Regions from separate parts of the Mus musculus genome. Here region 1 is linked to region 2. Evidence: chromatin loops called from intact Hi-C (ENCODE). Cell type or tissue: left cerebral cortex. All regions are shown on one strand. Each heading gives the region's core, and the rest is flanking DNA. Links, peaks and the distances in the headings are about the cores only.

Evidence for each region. A loop is a pair of places that touch in the nucleus more often than their neighbours do. Peaks named below come from ENCODE experiments on the same cell type or tissue, not always from the same donor. Only the 100,000 strongest peaks of a DNase experiment are listed, where the experiment ranks them.
Region 1: a loop joins it to region 2, with 2.5 times the contacts of the local background. A loop is called at or near these places in 2 of 42 quality-filtered maps.

What each region holds. Positions count from the first base shown.
Region 1 is chr3:86,642,344-86,652,566 of GRCm38, forward strand. Lrba (LPS-responsive beige-like anchor) reads left to right here. Exons shown (of 57, transcript NM_030695.2): 46 at 310-429. Among named protein-coding and RNA genes, the nearest start is that of Gm31677, 96 kb to the left of the region's middle. In left cerebral cortex, for the core only: no CTCF peak of the experiment used is centred there; DNase peaks (open chromatin) are centred at 4,304 and 4,652.
Region 2 is chr3:86,590,422-86,600,644 of GRCm38, forward strand. All of the region lies in intron 40 of Lrba (LPS-responsive beige-like anchor), which reads left to right. Among named protein-coding and RNA genes, the nearest start is that of Gm31677, 44 kb to the left of the region's middle. In left cerebral cortex, for the core only: no CTCF peak of the experiment used is centred there; DNase peaks (open chromatin) are centred at 5,158 and 7,667.

The DNA.
Region 1 (10,223 bases), core at 866-8,865, 52 kb after region 2:
ATACAGAAATTACATATTGTACTATTTCCTGAACACTGAAGCAAATGCATTTAATTCATGTCTAAAAGCTATTAGCAATTTATTTTTGGCAAGGAAGGAAGCTGATGAAAATATTACTGATACCAAAATTTTGAAGGCATAGAAACATTTGGAAAAAAATTAAGAGCTATAATGTAATAATTTGTCTACAACTTGCATTCTTTACATTGGACATATTACTAAGTAATGACTACTATTAGTTTAAAATATATATGTAAAAATTTATAAAAACATGAAAACATAAAAGGTTTTTCACTTCTTATTTTTTAGGAACCTTTTACAACTTACTTTCTAAATTTACAAGGAGGGAAATTTGATCATGCAGATAGGACGTTCTCCTCAGTCTCCAGAGCATGGCGAAACAGTCAGCGCGACACATCTGACATTAAGGTACTGAAACAGTTCATTTTATGGTTCTTACAGCCAGGTTATTTCGTATTGAGTGAATGTTCCATATTTCTTTCTCCTGAGCCTGCCATATTTGTCAAAGGTAAACCTCAGAGAATGGAGCCTTAATTGAATGGCCAAGAACCATTGTCCATGATTTTTGTTTTCTTCTTTGTATGCATCTGTCTGTCTGCCTGGCCTGAATATCTTTCATTTCACTAGTTGGAAATTTCTAATTATAGAATATTGTTCCTCTTCCACACATCGTTTGAATTGTATGTCTAGAAGCACCATGCTGAACACACTTCCAAACATAGTGAAGAAAATTACCACAGCATGAAAACAGGAAAAATCTCAGGCATATTTATTTGTATCTCTCAAAGGTCTATTTTTAAAATAATCACTATTGTAGGTACTATAATCCTTGCCAGACTTCCACTTCTATCCTCAGAAGTCCAATAAGGAACTGTGTTGGGTGCTGTTAAAGCATAATGAGATGAACCTATTGTTTTTAGGCCCCTTATAGTCTTATAAAATAATATAACTTATACATAAATAATAGCACCATGTGGGGAGAGAAGTACCACATAAGAAACAGGCATTTGACAGGAGAAAAGTTATATTACTATGCATGTATTACTATAGAACACGTACAAAGTTTGTGCTGGGGTGATGATGCCCTGCCACACTGAGATATGCTACTTTACAAGATTAATTATATTCTTCTATTTTATTTGACATTATAGATTACAATATTGCTATATTAGAGATACTCTGTTGAAGATCCTATTATATGCAAAAGTAATCTCTCCTATTGGAAAATCTGTCAAGATTTTTTTTTTATCTCATAAGATTCTCTGGAGAAGCACTGTTGTCAGCAGTGGGTCACTTAGATGGCTCAGCAGTTAGAGTGCTTGTTGTATAAGTTAGACAACCTGACTTAGGTTGCGGACCCAGGTAAAGATGGAAGGATACACCAAGCTCCAGAGTCGTCCTCCAAACTCCACACTCATGTGTTGGCATGTATGCATCTACACACGCATCATGCAGAAACAACAATAATGAAATCCTTTTCAAAAGAATCTCTAGATAAGTTTCTATTGATGGTGAGGTACATTTGATGGAAATAGTTAAGAGAGTTAATGACTGCTGTTGAAACCTATTCCCTATTCCTCTATTACCAGCACTTATTTCATACTTAACTGTCAGGAAGCTATAAGAGATATGGGTAGATACATGAAAAAAAAATTGATGAACCTGACTTTTTTTGTTGCCCAAATAAAGATGTTAGGATTTTCTTTTTACTTTGAATTCTTTACCTCATAAGCCTCATAAACAAAATATAACTTTGTACTTCATTTTTGTAGTAGAAGGATATACTAGATTGTTATAATTTTGAGAATTATTTTTCATTCTTTATTATAGAAACATTGACTGCCTTCGGCTTTCTGTTTCTGTTTCTCCTAATACCGAATTCTTGGTTAAGCTTGGATGGACAGGAAGTGTACATGATAGATTCCTGTGGTTTTCTTCTCTATTTTTTTTCATAAAATACTAGATTTTCCTCTCAGATTTCTTTTCATAGTATTATATTTATTCTAAAGTAGTTTTATACATGGATACAATGTATCTGTGTTTATTCCCAATTCCTTCCTCCCACTACTAACCTACCTTCCCCCAAACTATTGTTCTCGGTCATATTTTTCTTTTTTTATTTTATTTTATTATTGAAAACAAAGGTATTTTCATAAAATTTATTCTGATCAGGGTTTCCTCTCCCTCATCTCCTCCCGTATCTCCTACCCTATCAATTCCATACCTTTTTTCTGTCTCTCCTAAGAAAACAATCAGGCCAATAAAAAGACAATGGATAAGGAAAAAGAACAATATAAAAAAACTGGTAGGCCCTCCCACCCCCAAAAGAAACAAAGAGGACAAAAAATGCATATGCACATACCATAAATTGCAAATGAAAATACCAGTAAGATTTAGAAAATACAATATGAGACAATTAGCAACAAACTTTTAAGTTTATTTTGTGTTGGCCCTCTGCTGATGGGAATGAGGCCTGCCTTTAAGTGTGGTTCACAGACACAGTGAGATTCCCTTGGAGAAACCAATGTTTCCTCTATGAGTGTTTGTCAGTTGGATGTAGTGTCTTGGCTAATGACTAGAGATGGTACCCACCTCCTCCTCTCAGTGCTGGGACCTAATCTTGCTTGAATGTATACAGACCCTAGGCATGCTGCTATACTCTGAGCTGATGTGTTAGTCCCTTTGTGTCTGGAAGACACTTCTTGCTATCATTCATCCCACTGGCTTTTACAATTTTTCTACCTTCTCTTCTATACATAGTTCTTTGAGCCCTGAGGGGAGGGACTTGATGGATACTTCCCACTTACGACTGAGTGTTTCAAGGCCTTTCACTCTGCACACTGTCCAGTCTGGATCTCTATTTTGTTCCCATCTGCTGAAGGAGAAACTTTTTCTGATAATGGCTGGATGAGACACTAATCTTTGGAGACAGCAGAATGTCATTAGGAATCATTTTATTACTATATTCCTTTAGTACAATAGTAGTTTTTGTTTTCTCCCTAGGTAGATGGCCAGTTTAGTCTCAGTTTCTTGGACATCCAGCCAGTATAACTGTACAACTTGTAGGCCAGAAACACAAGCAGATGAAAAGTGAATATTATACTAATATAACTAATTAAACTGTCATCTTTAGCGTAGAGAAAATTCATATTTATTTCATTACTTGTTCTTCATTGTGCCCAAGTTATACATACATACATATATACATACATACATTCATTCATTCATTACCAGACTGTAGTTTACCCTCCCTCTATTCCTCCCATCCCTGGCCCCTATCCACACCTCTGTTTCTCTTCAGAGAACACCTGAAATTCTCTCTTCCATGTCTTGTACTGTGTTGGTGAGTGTGCTGGCTAGTTTTATGTCAACTTGACACAAGCTAGAGTCCTTGGAGTGGAGAGAGCCTCAATTTAAAAAAAATGCTCCTAGAAGATTGGGCTGTAGGCATGCCTGTAGAACATTTTCTTAATTAAAGATTGATGTGGGAATGTCCAGCCCATTGTGGGTGAGACTACTCCTGGGCAGGTGGTCCTGGGTTCTATATGAAAGCAGGGTGAGCAAGCCCTGGGGAGAAAGCCAGTAAGCAGCACTCTCCATGACCTCTGTGTCAGCTCTCACCTCCAGGTTGCTGCCATGATGAAGTTCCTGTCCTGAATCCCTTTGATGATGAATGATGATGTGAAAGCACAAGCTAAACCACCCCTTGTCTCCTCAAGTTGCTTTGGTTTTATCACAGTGATAGTAACCTTAACTAGGACAATAAAACTTCCCTGTGATATCTTCATTCGACTTTCTAAAATTTTCATTTCCAGTTTTATCTGTTTATGTTTTCTTTAGTCATTCTGTTTCTACTTTCATGTCTTGAACTCTTTCCTTCATTTCACTCTGCTCTTTGTCTCATAGACTTCATGATGGGATTTATTCATAATCTCCTTAAGGTCCTTGAACATATTCACAATTAGTATTTTTGAATCCTTTTCTTATCCTTCAGTTACATAGCATTTCTCAGGCTCTACCACAGTAGGCTTGCTGGTTTCTGGTGGAGACATAGTGTCCTGGCTGGTTTTGTCTATGTGTTTATGCTGGTGTCTGGCATCGGGGTTGGGAAGATTGAGGTGACTCTTGCTGTTGGTATTAGGTCTGATCTTTGTTGGATGGTTGTTCCATTCTCTAGATTCTGTTGTGCTCACTGAATCTTAGGAAACTGTTTGTTGTGGAGTGCCAGATAGAGGGTGGTTCTGTAGATGCAGTGGGTAGCAGACTAGGAGAAAAAAGCTGTGAATTGTAAATGGCTTCAGGAAATAGCTAAGATCTCCTTTATACCCAGCGGTGGAATCCCCAGGGGTTTGGAGGTGTGGTGGGAAGAGGGGGTTTGCAAGTAGTTTGAAGTAAGCAGTTAAGTGTTTGGGGAGCCAGGGTGAAAGGGTTGAGGCGATCCTGGATCTGAACCAAGAGTTGGAGTCTCCACTGGATGGGTTTGAGGTGGAATGCGGGACTCCTGTAAACAAGTGGGTACTGAGCTGAGGGGGAGAATGGAGACAGCAGAAAGGAGGACAGAAGGAAGGAGTGATTCACCCCCTGAGTTCCTGACAGGAGTGGCCACTGGAAATAGAAAGTGTTAGTAGGTGTGGGCAGCTGACACTCAGGGACTGGAGGAGTGGGGAGGGTGGAGAGGCCCCTGCAAGCTGTCTGCTACAGGACTAGCAGGAGACTGGAATGACTACTGAGGAGGCATGCAGGAAGGAGAGTGGACATCCTTGGAGTCCAGGTCTGGTGTTTGCATTGAGGAGCCCAGGAGAGAAGTGTTTCTAGGTATAGGAGGCTGACCCAAAGGCCTTAAAACAATAGCAGCAACAACGCACCAAGTCTAGTGCTGTCCTAATAGCATTCATGGGTGGGTATGGGACTTAAAATTCATTATTTAGTGTGTACCTGATTAAATTTTCACTTTCTTTCAAATATCCTATACTAAAAAAACCCAAAAAACAAAACAAACAAACAAACAAAAACAGGAAAGGAAAATCCAACATAACAACTAAAAGAAACAAACAAAAGAACCAATGGTCATGTCTTTCTTCTTTCTTATTTTTCTTATTTTTTTTCCTTCAGTAAATAATTTGGAATAATAATGGGTTCCCTAACAGACGTCAGAAAGACAGTACTGATTATTAACATTATACTAAACTCGCGCTTCTGGTCATGGTAATTATGACATCTCTAGTAACTCCTGCTTTCCTAACAGTATCATTTAAGGCATCTCTATGACGATATGGTGAGAAAAGTTTCGTGGGTTTTCTTTTCTTTGCTCTTCTTTTGCCCTGAAGTCTTACTCTGTTGTCCAGGCTGGCTTCACAATCCCTGGCTCTACTGACTCTCCTGCCATAGCCTCCAGAGTAGCTGGGACTGTAATGAAATAATACCACAGCCAACCAAAAGGGAAGGAGTATGAAACTGGAAATACAAGGAGCCTGCTTAGAATTATTTCTACATTCTTTTTTTTTTAATTAAAAAAAAAATCTCTTGTATTTTTCTATTTCTACTTTTTTTTAAATTTATTACGTATTTTCCTCAATGACATTTCCAATGCTATCCCAAAAGTCCCCCATACCCTCCCCCCCACTTCCCTACCCACCCATTCTCATTTTTTTTTTTTTTTGGCCCTGGCGTTCCCCTGTACTGGGGCATATAAAGTTCTACTTTCTCATATGTTACTTTGTGTAAAGTTTTTAGGTCTAACTTTGGTGAAGCTGAATTTTACCAGTATATATATTCTATCTCTGTACCTTGTCCCATCCTGAATATCCACAGTGTGGTATACCATTGATAAATCACTCCATTTTCTCTATTGATAACCAGCTAAATGGACCCTACAACTTAATGACTTCCGCATACTTAGACAGCATTAATTTACAGTTACATAGGCCATTTAGAGAGCTTCTGAAGATGGACCCTGCTAACAGTGAGGAAGGATTTATCATGACTCTTTTCTTCTTTCTTCCTTTTTTTTGTTTGTTTTGTTTTGTTTTGTTTTGTTTTTCAAGATAGGGTTTCTCTTTTAGCCCTGGCTGTCCTGGAACTCACTCTGTAGACCAGGCTGGCCTCAAACTCAGAGATCCGCCTGCCTCTGCCTTCGAAGTGCTGGGATTAAAGGCATGCGCCACAACACCCTACTTTTCCTTTCTTCTTAAAGTGTTACATTTTAGAAAACACATTTAAGATTTTAATAATAATAACATCAAAAGAAATATCTAAGAACACATGAAAGGTACAATAATAATGTGAACATTGTTATATAACATTGGGTTTTAGATCATGAATAGTGTTGTTCAGTATTGGGGGAATTTTCTAGAAATACTAAAGACGGTAACAGAAGAAAGAGGGCAGTAAGACATGAAGGTGGTGTGGAAGGAATCACTTTGAGTGCATTGGAAGTTCTACTTTGCCTTATCAGTACAGCACAGCATAAATTCCCTACAGTTTGGGAAATGAGGAAACAGGGAAACAGTTATTTTTCAAAAGTAAAATAAAAGACAGTTCTAGTTCTTGTTAGCACTGACTGCTCTTCCGGAGGTCCTGAGTTCAAATCCCAGCAACCACATGGTAGCTCACAACTATCTGTAATGAAATCTGATGCCCTCCTCTGGTGTGTCTGAAGACAGCCACAGTGTACTTACATATAATAAATAAATCTTTTAAAAACGTAATCTTTTACTTTTTAAGATAAATAATAAAATAATTGATTCTTTCTTTGTGACTACAAATTGCAGCCTGCCAGTAAAAGAGGCTGGCTGAGAAAATGACCTGCTTGCTCACCCACACTTTGTTACTCTGTAACAGGTTGCTTAGTTACAAATGTATATGGGTTCTTGGGAATAATTTGACTTCTTCACCTTTGATACCTAAAATGTTTTTTGTGTGAATGTATTGGAAAGCATAGGGTTTTGTTTGTTTGTTTTTATAATCATTCACTAAAAGAAAAATAGAATGTAGTCACATTGTGTCTTCTATACTGCTTGAAAGGTTTTACTGGGATATATAAGTGGTGGAAGAAAAAATAAAATGGTTGAAACCTGAAGAAAAAAAAAGGAATGTTAATACATTAGAATCCCCATTGTTTGCTTTCTACTAATAATCAGAGAATAATTTTACTTAAAAAAATTGTTGTTCAAGCCGGGCGTGGTGGCGCACGCCTTTAATCCCAGCACTTGGGAGGCAGAGGCAGGCGGATTTCTGAGTTCGAGGCCAGCCTGGTCTACAGAGTGAGTTCCAGGACAGCCAGGACTATACAGAGAAACCCTGTCTCAAAAAAAAAAAAAAAAAAAAAAAAAAAATTGTTGTTCCTATTAAATAATGGTGAAAGTCTAAGTTGGGAGTCCTGTAAACAGAATGATCTCATAAGGTTTGAATAAAGCAGGCTTTTGTTTTTAGCATGATTCACCATTTTTAATAGTTTGGAGATCATTTACATTTCTGTGCATGCATCCTTTGTGAGTTCATTTCATACCTAACCTTTCAGTGATACACTTTATTCTCCTTAAGGAAACATTGCACGTCAGTTCTCTAAGGTGACTTATAGTAGCTCTTTCTGATAGACATATAGTATAAGCCACATATATTAAGTGTATTACAGTGTAATTTCAAATAACAGCATGAAAATGATTTCAGTAATATTACTTACCCTAAAAGTCAAAACATTACAACATTGTTGATGTGCTTATAAAAGGATAAAGAGATGCAAGATATGTTCTATGGGGGTGTGATGAATGTGTTGGGGCTGGGATGTCTCCAGGGGCCCTTGCCAAGGCATCCCTTCCCACTGAGGGAACAGCCACATGAAGGTATAGTATAGAGTTTATTCAGGGCATAGGGAGAAGAGTTAAGAGGGTAGTAGAGGCAGAGAGAGAAAGTAGAGAAGTAGAGGCCAGCCATGGCCATGAACATGTGAAGAGACGGGGAAGCAAGAGCAAGAAAGGGAGGAGGGGCAAGCAGGCCTACCTGGCTGTTGCCAGGTAACTGTGGGGTAGAGTTTAGACAGAATGCTAACAACTATAATCAATAAAAAATTGTTATATTGGCTCTTTTATTTTTTATCCTGAGGCTTCAAGATATATTACATATTCTACATTTCAAGTACATGTCTGTTCATACTAGCCATGTTTAAAATATTCAAGAACCACTGCATTTGGTCACTGTCCTGAGCAACATGGATTTAGAACATTGATTTATAATCACACAAAAAGGGTATTCCCTGCCTATGGAGAAGAGAATGTCTTCCTTCTCTTTGTATAACAATGTTTCTGATGTATATTTTACCTATGTGTGACCTGGCCCACTGTAGTAGCAATGTGTAGTTTTGAGGACTGAAGTAGAAAGTGTTAAAGTTGGGTTGAGGAAGCATTGTGATATAAATACTCAGTATAGGTCTGAGGACTATCTGCCATAGTGATAGAACTCCTGCTGGATGCTTTGTAAGGTCCTGGATTCCCCACTACCACAAAATAATAGTAATTCTTTGTGGGTTTTTTGTTTTGTTTTGTTTTGTTTTGTTTTGTTTTGTTTTGTTTTGTTTTTTGTCTTAAACATTTAAATTTAGGAACTGAGATTAAGAGCTAGTTATTGTATTTAGATTTTGGTTTGGAAGTAGTCTTTCTGACTCTGTCATTACAGGCTGAGCCACCGTGCCTGGCCCTGTCTTAAGCTTTAATCTTAAATTATTATGAAAAAATTTTGTGGAACAAATAACAGATTCATAAAGTTTCATAGCCAGTCATACATCTAAGTACCAGGCAGACATCTAAGTTCTTACTAAGCTGTTGTTGCCGTTGGCAACCATCTCTGAAGCAGCCTCTGCTCTCTGAAGCCCTTCCTGCCAGTGGGCTCAGTCTAGTGCTTAAGTGTAGTCTCTCTTACTCCTACTTAAATCCCAACGTGTGTCCTATGGAAATGACTGACAGGAGTCACTTTGGGTTATTACTTTGCAATGGAGGTATTAGCAGATGGATCTAAAATGGAAAGTACTGGGGGAGCATATTTTCTCAGAAACTGGAATTTAATATGTTCATTTTATTAAACTATAACCTATGCAAAAATAAACTGGGGATAAAATATATGGAAAAACCCATATATGCTTTTTTGAAGTAATTTTTAAGTTGAGTTTACCTACCCCTGAGCTCTGGTTGTATGTACTGAATTGAAGTATCACATGGAACTCTGATCTTGCCTTCAGTGAGCTTTTGTTTAGAAAAGTATTTACTCACAGAACAGGTTCTAGCAAGTGAGTTGAAGAAGCAATTTTTGAGTTCATTGATGCAACACCCCCTAACTCAGAAGGAAGAGGAGTGGGAAGCATGCTGCTTTGCTAAGGATATGTGATTGCTTCCCAGGAGCAGTGTGCGAGACAGCCAGTTCTAGGTTTGAAGAACAGGAGTGACAAGAATGTAATAATGTGACCAGTGGTGACATTTTTTATTACTCTGGAGTGAATGCAGTACACACATTTTAAAGTAGTTAAATAAGAGACATCGGAGGCAAACTGAGTAGCATATTACAGAAGTGTGGGTAAATGTCAACAAATGGGTCATTATTGTGAACTGGGAAGAGAAAAAAGAGAGATACTGAATTTGACTTGGGCAAAAAATGTAGAGAACACAGAAGACAAAGCAACTTGGTCTAATATTTAGCTCCCTAACTTCAGATGAAAACTTGTATTGAGAATTAAGTTAAAATCTACTAAAGCACGTTCATTTATTAGTTCTCATTGACTATTTACCATAGATAGTATACAACCCATCAGCTGTGAAAAGCAGGTTTACATAAACTATTTTTAATATAAGTTAGATGTGCACGTTAGATTATAATAAGGTAAACAAGTGACTGGAGGAGTGCCCTTGCAGTGACTTCATATGCTAAGTGGTTTGGAGCTGTATCTTAAAGATTCGAGGGAACTTAACAGACCTCCCAAATTTATGTCTCGAGCCTGTACATGTCTTCTTCTATCTGACTCCCTCCTCAACAATCCCTTTATAATACATAAAATAGACCATAAATTTAATATGTTTACAACTAAATTCCTGGTCGTTATTCCTTTAAACCTACTCCTCTCAAAATTGTTCCATGCTAGCAAGCAGATGGCTTTCCATTTGGGAGTACAAGCTGAAGCCCTGCACTGTAAGACTCTCCACCCTGCCCCTGCAGTCTTC
Region 2 (10,223 bases), core at 752-8,751:
TGCTTTATACTTGAGGGGTGAAGAGTAGTCCTCCCTTTATGCTTACCAAGGGGAAACTGGTGAAATACTGGAAGAGGTCTCTACATCAATTTGTATGTTGAAACTGTAGAGAATTTTGTTTAAATTGGAGAACACTATAGTGGTGTTCTTTGGTTGGTGATTGGATGCAGGTTCTAACATGGATCTCTAGTGATTGGGGTATATTACTGATTTGATAGTAGGAAAAATGGGCAATGATGAAGTCAGTGGTTAGAGAAAAGCCCAAGGATTTAGCCACTCTGCTGAAATCCACAGGGAATTGAAATAGAAAATACTACAAAAACTAGCTGGTATACCAATCCTTCCCTCCCACCCTGCCCTCTGTCCTGGTCTCCTTGGCCTGTGGGTTGCCCCATGGTAGTCCCTGAAGGCCTTGAACACCTGGGCTTAGGTGGCCCTGCTGGCATAGACTTCTCAGTAGATTGAACTTTATGTGCACTCCATTCCACCATGCTTGACTTTTAAATAATAGAGAGGAACTATAGGTATTTTTAAAGACTATACATGAATGCACAGACATCTGTAATAATACTTCTTAGTTGGAGAAGACATTTAAAGTATCTTATATGTTATACCTAAAGTTACAATATAAATTACATACATTTTTCAGTAAAGACTGACTCTTGAGTTTTCTTGTCCCATTATGTTCTTGTCAGATTCTGAAGTCAGACTTGTGCTAGTGACATAAAAGTATTTGGCAGGTGTTTCTTCTTTAATATTCCTGAACGTTATGAATGAGCAGCATTGGGGTGTTCCTTCTAGTGGTTGATAGAATTTACCTGAGAAATTGTTGAAACAAGTGTTTACTCTCTGGGATGGTGCAACTACAAGTTCAATTTCTTTAGTAAATAAAATCACAATGTCTGTTGCTTCCTGGCCAACTTTGGTAGTTTCATAATTTTGAAAAATATAATTAATTGTCACAGTTACAGACGCTATGTTGTATAGCAACTTGTGATGATGTTTATCTTAATTCTGCTGAATTATTAATATCTTTTATATTCTGAATTAATTATATTTATTGCATCTTGGGATTGGTCCTCAAATATATTCTTCTTCATTTACACATTTCATTTACATTTCATTGAAATGTTATCCCGATTCCTGGTTTCTCCTCCAAAAAACACCCTCCCCTATAACCCCTCCCCCTGCTCACCAATGCACCCACTCCTGCTTCTTGGCCCTGGCATTCCCCTATACTGGGGAATAGAACCTTCACAAGACCTAGGGCCTCTCCTCCCATTGATATCCAGTTAGGCTATCCTCTGCTACATATGCAGCTGGAGCCAGGAGTCCTACCATGTGTACTCTTTGGTTGGTGCTTTAGTCCCTTGAAACTCTGAGGGTACTGGTTAGTTCATATTGTGGTTCCTCCTATGGGGCTGCAGAACCCTTCACCTCCTTAGGTCCTTTCTCTAGCTCCTTCATTGGGGACCCTGTACTCTGTCCAATGGGTGGTGATGGTGAGCATCCACCTCTGTATTTGTCAGGCACAGGAAGAACCTCTCAAGAGTCAGCTATATCAGGGTCCTGTCAGCAAGCACTTGTTGGTGTCCACAATAGTGTCAGAGATTCGCGACTGTATATGAAATGGATCTCCAGGTGGGTCAGTCTCTGGATGGTCATTTCTTCAGTCTCTACTTCACACTTTGTCCCTGTGACTCCTTCCATGCTTGTTTTGTTACCCCTTCTAAGAAGGATTGAAATAGCTACACTTTGGTCTTCTTTCTTCTTGAGTTTAATGTGGTTTGGGAATCGTTCCTTGGGAATTCCAAGCTTATGGGCTAATATCCACTTATCAGTGAGTGCATACCATGTGTGTTCTTTTGTGATTGGGTTACTTCACTCAGGATGATATCCTTTAGATCCATCCATTTGCCTAAGAATTTCATAAATTCATTCTTTTTAATAGCTGAGTAGTACTCCATTGTGTAAATGTACCACACTTTCTGTATCCATTCCTCTGTTGAGAGACATCTGGGTTCTTTCCAGCTTCTAGCTATTTTAAAAATGGCTACCATGAACCTAGTGGAGCATGTGTTCTTACTACATGTTAGAACTTCTTCTGGGTATATGCCCAGGAGTGGTATAGCTGGGTCCTCTGAGGCACGAGATTTCCAGAGTGCTTGTACCTGCTTGCAATCCCACCAACAATGTGTCGTTGGTCCTCTGCACTGGCGGCAACATGAACGACACAGACAGGGGTGTGGTTCACACAGCAACTTCTTTACTTCAGGCTTTTTCTTTTACAGCTCTCTTCCCCAGCAGCTTCTTCTTAGGGCAAGGGCTAAACTACTCTTATTCTACTTCTACTCACGGCAAGGGCTAAAACTACTCTCTCCATACACTTCTAGCTTCTATTACAACAGTTAGCTCCTACCACTTACAACAGCAGCTTCTACTACTCCATCCTTCTGGCAGCAAGGGCTAAACTCTTCTCACCTCACTACTCGCTCTGACTCCTCCTTCTAGCTCCACCCTACCTCATCCATTCAGAAGTCACATACACTCCAGGCAGGAGCTTAGGTCATTCACAGATAGGCCGACAGGTCTGAATCACGATGAACTGTCCAGCCTGGCAGGCAGCCCACGTATGCAGCCTCATTGTGCATGTTCAGGCAAGGCAGTAAACAAGTGGGTTTCACGGGGCCTGTGGCCGCATCCGCTTCCCACAATAATGGAGGAGTGTTCCTCTTTCTCCACATCCTCATCAGCATCTGCTGTCACCTGAATTTTGAATCTTAGCCATTCTGATTGGTGTGAGGTGGAATCTCAGGGTTGTTTTGATTTGCATTTCCCTGATGATTAAGGATGCTGAACATTTTTTCAGGTGCTTCTTAGACATTCCGTATTCCTTAGTTGAGAATTCTTTGTTTAGCTCTGTACCCCATTTTTAATAGGGTTAATTGATTTTTCTGGAGTCTGTCTTCTTGAGTTCTTTATATATATATAGTGGATATTCGTCCCCTATCTGATTTAGGTTTGGTAAAGATTCTTTCCCAATCTGTTGGTGGCCTTTTTGTCTTATTGACAGTGTCTTTTGTCTTACAGAAGCTTTGCAATTTTATGAGGTCCCATTTGTTGATTCTTGATCTTACAGCACAGGCCATTGCTGTTTTGTTCAGGAATTTTTCCCCTGTGCCCATATCTTCGAGGCTTTTGCCCACATTCTTCTCTATAAGTTTCAGAGTCTCTGGTTTTATGTGGAGTTCCTTGATCCACTTAGACTTGAGCTTGGTACAAGGAGATAAGAATAGATGGAAATTCTTCTACATGATAACCGCCAGTTGTGCCAGCACAATTTGTTGAAAATGCTGTCTTTTTTCCACTGGATGGTTTTAGCTCCTTTTTCAAAGATCAAGTGACCATAGGTGTGTGGGTTCATTTCTGGGTCTTCAATTCTATTCCATTGATCTACCTGACTGTCACTGTACCAGTACCAAGTTTTGTTTGTTTGTTTGTTTGTTTTTATCACAATTACTCTGTAGTACAGCTTGAGGTCAGGGACGGTGATTCCACCAGAAGTTCTTTTATTGTTGAGAATAGTTTTTGCTATTTTTGTTGTTAGAGTTGGAATTTTGTTCATGTGGCTATCTTCCTTTAGGTTTGTTGACAGATTATTTTCTTGCCTTTTCTAGAACATAGTTTCCCTCCTTGTGTTGGAGTTTTCTCTTTATTATCCTCTGAAGGGCTGGATTTGTGGAAAGATACTGTGTAAATTTAGTTTTGTCATGGAATACCTTGGTTTCTCCATCTATGGTAATTGAGAGTTTTGCTGGATATAGTAGCCTTGGCTGGCATTTGTGTTCTCTTGAAGTCTGTATGACATTTGCCCAGGGTCCTCTGGCTTTCATAGTCTCTGGAGAGAAGTCTGGTTTAATTCTGATAAGTATGCCTTTATATGTTACTTGACCTTTTTGCCTTACTGCTTTTAATATTCTTTCTTTGTTTTGTGCATTTGTTGTTTTGATTATTATGTGACTAGAGGAATTTCTTTTCTGGTCCAAAGTATTTGGAGTTCTGTAGAATTCTTGTATATTCATGAGCATCTGTTTATTTAAGTTTGGGAAGTTTTCTTCTATAATTTTGTTGAAGATATTTACTGGCCCTTTAAGTTGGAAATCTTCACTCTCTTCTATACCTATTTGGAAATCTTCACTCTCTTGTATACCTATTATGCTTAAGTTTGGTCTCATTGTGTCCTGGATTTCCTGGATGTTTTGGGTTAGGATCTTTTTGCATTTCACATTTTCTTTGTTATGTTAATGTTTTCTATGGTATCATCTGCACTTGAGATTCTCTCTTCTATCTCTTGTGTTCTGTTGGTGATGTTTGCATCTCTGGCTTCTTTTGACTTCTTTCCTAGGTTTTCTATCTCCAGAGATGTCTCCCTTTGTGATTTCTTTATTCTTTGTACTTCCATTTTTTGATCCTGGATGGTTTTGTTCAATTTCTTCACCTGTTTGGATTTATTTTCTTGTAATTCCTTAAGGGGTTTTTGTTTTTCCTCTTTAGTGGCTTCTACCTATTTACCTGTGTTCTCCTGAATTTCTTTAAGGGAGTATTTATGTCCTTCTTAAAGTTCTCCATCATCATCATGAAAAGTGGCTTATATCCATATCTTGTTTTTCTGGTGTGATGGTGTATCTAGGACTTGCTATGGTAGGAGAATTGGGTTCTGATGATGCCAAGTAACCTTGGTTTCTGTTGCTTCTGTTCTTATGCTTGCCTCCCACCATCTGATTATTTCAAGTGCTCCCTGCCCTTGCTATATCTGTTTCAAACATGTCCTTCCTGTAATCCTTGTTGAGTCTGAACTCCTCTGAGTCCAGCTTTCTCTCTGATCCTGTGATTCCAGGATCCTGTGATCCTGAGATTCTGGGTGTGTCAGAGTTTTTGGAATTCAAGCTTCCTCTGAGACCCTGAGATCCTTGAGTGTCCAAGCTCCTGGGAACATGGGATCCTGGGCATGTTAGAGAGCCTGGGAATGGTACCTCCTCTGGGGGATGTGTGGCTGTCTGCTGAGTTTGTAACCAAGGTAGACCAGTGCCTGACTGGAAGGAACCAGAGCCACTCGTCAGGCAGATTTCCTGTGTCCCTGGCTCCTCCTGGTCCCAGTCACTCCCTGGTGGTTTTTGAACAGATGTTGTGTTCTCTTAAAATATATTCTATTTTCTGTTTTAAGATTGGAACCTGGCTTGATTGCTCACACTGGCCTTAATTTTCTGGGCTTATACAAACCTCTTACTCTAGACACCCAAATGCTTGAGACTACCCAGGCCCATGCCTAGAACTACACATGCTCATACCATGGTCTCTAACAGTGCTGACTTCATAACTAAACATTGTTCATGTAATCTATATTTGCATTAATTTTGAACTTATATCTATGTAATTATTGAAAGGTGTTATATTATAGACTTGCAAATTTGTGCTTTCAGACCTCTGAGTTTTGTGTCATGAATGTACTTTTTATAATTTGTTTGTTTTATTAAGGCTGTGTTTGGATTTGAAGGCTGTGTTGGCCTTAAAGTTTTGATGCCCCTGCTTCAGGTTTCTGGGTGATGTGGCTGCACTTGGGTGCCACTATACCAAATGATGTGTTTAAAAGCATTGCCAATGGGTTCATAAATAATCAGGATAGTTATATGTCTTGTGGAAATGATTTGATATTACTATGAAATAACCTTACCCCTAAAAAATGTTTCACCCTAAAACACACTTGATTAGATGCCCTTTTCTAATATTTCTAACAAGTCATTTCTGGCTAAGTTTATTTCTGTCCTCTATATTATGAGTCATGTTTTCTGCTTTTGTACAACAGTGATCATTTTTTAACTGAATGCTACCTGTGGTGAATTTAACCCAGTTGTGGTTCCTATAAATATTCGAGTGTGTTTTTCTGGGCTATTGTAAGATTCCTTGAATATAGTTTTACCCCTCTGTATCTTGCTTTTTAAGATTTGTGAGGCAGGACCAGATCACATCTAGTATGGGATGGAATTTTCAAATACTACGGTGGAGCCTTTCTAAATATTCAACCAGTGAGCTGTGAATTGCAAGAGGCTGTTTGTCTGGTCTGTTTGTTTGGTCTGGTTGTCTGGTCTGTTTGTCTGGCTGTGGGTGCTCTTGGTGTAACTCATGGTAATTTTAGTAGATGATTATTTAGCTTTTGGTTTTTTATTCTAATATTTTATTTTTTAGCTTTTATACATATCAGGTAGTCGGTTGCCTGGTAATTTCTGCAGTTTCTAAAGCTCTGGGACTGTGAAGCACTCTCGTATCTAAGACTTTGTGCTGAGGTTTTAACTGCCTTTACTTTGGTGCTCTGAGGAACCCATTATGCAACAACTGTATGATTCTTCCCTGCAGTGGGCTCTCCCTAGTCTTTGAGGATAGTTCACTACAGTATTAGTAAGTCTCATCGTGTGTGTGTGTGTGTGTGTGTGTGTGTGTGTGTGTGTGTGTGTGTGTGTTGTGTGTGTGTGTATCTTTGTCCTTGTGTCTGCCAAAGTGTCCATATGGGAGTCAAAGGGCTATTTTTGTAGTCAGTTCTCTCCTTCTACCATGTCATATCTGGGAATTAAACTTAGGCTGTAAGGGTAGGTGGCAAGCTCTTTCACCCACTGAACCATCTCACTGGCCTTTTTACCAACTTTTAGAGCTCATTATCTTGTATTGATTGGTGTTTAATGTCTTTAAAGCAGCTCCTCCCTGATTCATTGTATTTGTTTTCAGTATTGCTTAGATCAAAAGCTAATGAGCTCAGTGTCTGTTAGTCTTGTCTGTGTCAGAAGTGGAAGCACTCTTATTTATGAATGTGGTAGGTTCTTTTTAGTGTTGTATTATAATTGTTTCTTTCCTGTCATAGTTGTTCCTATCATTTTTCTATCTTTTTGGTGTCTGCTCTGTGTGCATCTTAGCTTTTTACCTTGAAACAAAGTACAGTCACCTGGGAAGAGGGGATCGTAATTGAAGAACTGCCTCCATCAGATTGCCCTGTGGCCTAGTCTGTTTTTGTTTGCTTGCTAATTGATGGAGGTGGCCCCACCTGTGCCTCCAATGTGTCTCTGAACAAGCCAGAAGTGAGTCCTTTAGCAGCAGGCCTCCATTCATTCTCTGATTCAGTTCCTGCCTCTAGTTTCCTGCCTTGGGTCCCCCAAATTATTGATTACAACATGTAAACTGAAATAGTTTCCCCAACTCTCATATTCCAAGGTGATTTTGGTCATAGCAATAGAATCTATACTATGACACTATGCTTATATTAATCTGCCCTTAGGATTTGGTTTCTTTTTATTATCATTTATTATTTAAACCAATTTATAAATTTAAATATATTTTGATTATATTTTCCCCCTCCCAAAAGTCCTACCAGAACCTCCCACTTTCCCTTCTCACCCAACATTAAGTTCTTTCTCAACAAATAAACAAAACTCCATTACAACAAAAAAGCTCCCCATAACAAAAACTAACAAAACAAAACAAAAACAAAAACCAATCATAGTTATTTTGTGAGGCGATGCTGAGCCTCCATCTATTATTCCATATCTTACTTATTTCCGGTTTTTAAGTACTTGTAGAAAAATTACCTAAGCTAGTCTCATTGTAAATGCAGGAGAATATAAGCAGCTGTTGAGCGGTATATGTTGAACTGTATGATTTTATGCAGTGAAGTGAGGCCAACACTAAAAATACTGCTTAACTTGTACTCATAAAGTCTTGTTTTTTAGAAAAACAAAAAAGCAAACAAAAAAAACCCCAGTTTTTGGAAGATTGTATTGAGAGCTGAGCATGAGCAAAATATTTACTTTGATATTCCCAATGAATAGGAACGTACACTGTTTGTTTGTTATAAGCAACCCCAACTACAGAATTGAGTGGTAAATAGGATGCCCAAAGATAACAACCTGAAGGAGAGAAGCCTTTCCAAACAGAAGCCTTTCTGGAGGGTTTAGGCACATTCCATGTAATTTTCTGTTACTTTGTATTGTTTTTATTTCTTCTCCTGGGTATTTTAAATAACTAAAGGAAAATTCTTAAAGGTATAAAGGAGTTTTTCCCTTTAATTAATTTAGTTAACATGAGTACCAGAGAAATTTGTAATGGCTGTATTATAGTTCAACTGCCACAAAGAGAATATCACCTTATAATAGCTGACATTGCTGTACCCTTAAGATGTGTTCAGATATCAAGGGAGGAACTTAAATGGGCAAGAAGAAAAAAGATTGATTTTGCCCACAGCTTCAAAGGTCTCAGCCCATCATGGTTTAGAGAAAGCTACTCAACCATGGCTAACTGGAAACAGTGGGCCAATTCCCTTTTCTTCCACCCAGACCCAACCTACCGTACTTTGAAGATCATAAAGCTCTTACAAACCTTTGACATTGAGATTGAGGGTGTGAAGACAGAATTGAGAACATAGAGTTCTTTGTTAAATTAAAAACTATACATTATAAAATATACCAATATGTCATAGTTAGTAAAGTTTTATTAGTAGATTTGACTTTAAATTTGTTAAATAATAATTCATGAATATAGAAACTCAGTTTTTTAAGTAATGGGCAAAATTTTATAGTTTGAACGTAGCAACAATGTTATTTCACTCAGTTTTTGAGAAGTAACTGAACGTTTCCAATCTCAATGAAAAAACTTAACTGACAACACTGTTAGTATACTAACCATATGTCTAAGACATATGTCTAATACCATATGTAGTTTTGAAGCTGGGCATAGCAGTTTTTTGCCTATAATACCAGTGTTCAGGCAGCATCAGGGCCATCATTCTTGACAGATTGAGAGTTCAAGGTTTGCTAAGCCACCCAGTGAAACCCTGTCTCAGAAAGAACAAGATCTTGGGATGTACCTTAGCAGTAGAATGCTTGTCTAGCATGTTTTGGACCTCAAGTTTGATCCTGGCTTCCCAAAAAGTAAGTTGGGTAGATAAATTAATAAAAAGAGATCATTCCTGGTTAGGTGTATACCACATAGTAAGTTCTATTCTAGCCTGAGACTACCAGCCCCAGATCGAATAAACAAACAAACAAACAAATAAATATTTTTGAAGAAAAATAATTTGTATATCATCATCATAAAATGCCCGAGAGATTTTGAGTTTTAAAGGTATAATGTATTAAAGTATTTTGAGTGTAAACAATTGAAATAAATAAGTGGCTCTCTGAGCTCCTTTCTGATGTTAACAACATACATATACATGTCTGTGCTGCTTTTATTAATAAAATGAGAAGGTCTGCTGTGATAATTATTGTCAGGAATGGTTCAAAAGCTCTTCCTTAAGTTTAGGAATCCCCATGTATGTTTATGGAAAACAAATACAGAACATCTATGTTCCTCGTGACCGTACTCTAGTATGTTTTGTGTTCTAGTTAGGATTTTTGTCTTAAGAAAAAATTCCACAAAACTACAGGTATACATTTTAAAAACTGAATAAAAATTAGTTTAAAGATAGATAATTATTTTCTTTGTTTTTGTTCATTACTTTCATTTGAAATTTTTCTCATTACGCTATATAAAAACTACTAGTTAAAAAAAAACTGGATTTTATAATATATCCTGTAGAATGTAAATTATTTTTTAAGCTGAGGAATGTTGAAAATAAAATAGAACCAAGTAAATAGTCCGAATTATTTACAGGCCAAAGGCTTAAAGGTGCATTGCTCCAGCACAAATATTAAGTTATGAAATGGGAATTTCAGTTTGCCATAAATCTGCCTGCCATCGCAGCTTAAAGTAAAATAGTTTTGCCCATCTAGAGCAACATCAATTTGCCAGTCAGTGCTTCATGTATCAAAGAGCGTTCTGTGAAAATATCAATATCATTGGTTAATATAAATGAAATTAATTTTTAAAGCTGGGCTAAAGGTTGACATCTGAAAAATTGCATTACTTTGCAGAAGAGAAATTTCTGTCTTCTAGTGAAATTTCAGGTCATGAGGGCAAGTAATTTTCACAATCTTCAATGGGAGCCAGTGAAATATGAACTTCATTGTCACCTAGCCCCAAAGCGATAAGATAAAATGAGCTGATACATCATTTGCTGTGGTTTTATCATCTCCCTCAGTAATTGGAAGAGAAAACATAAGAGTGTGTGTATTTGTGTGCTTTTCTGTCTTCCCTCCCAACTGCCCCATCTTCCACACCCAGGCTAAAGCCATTTTAGCCCA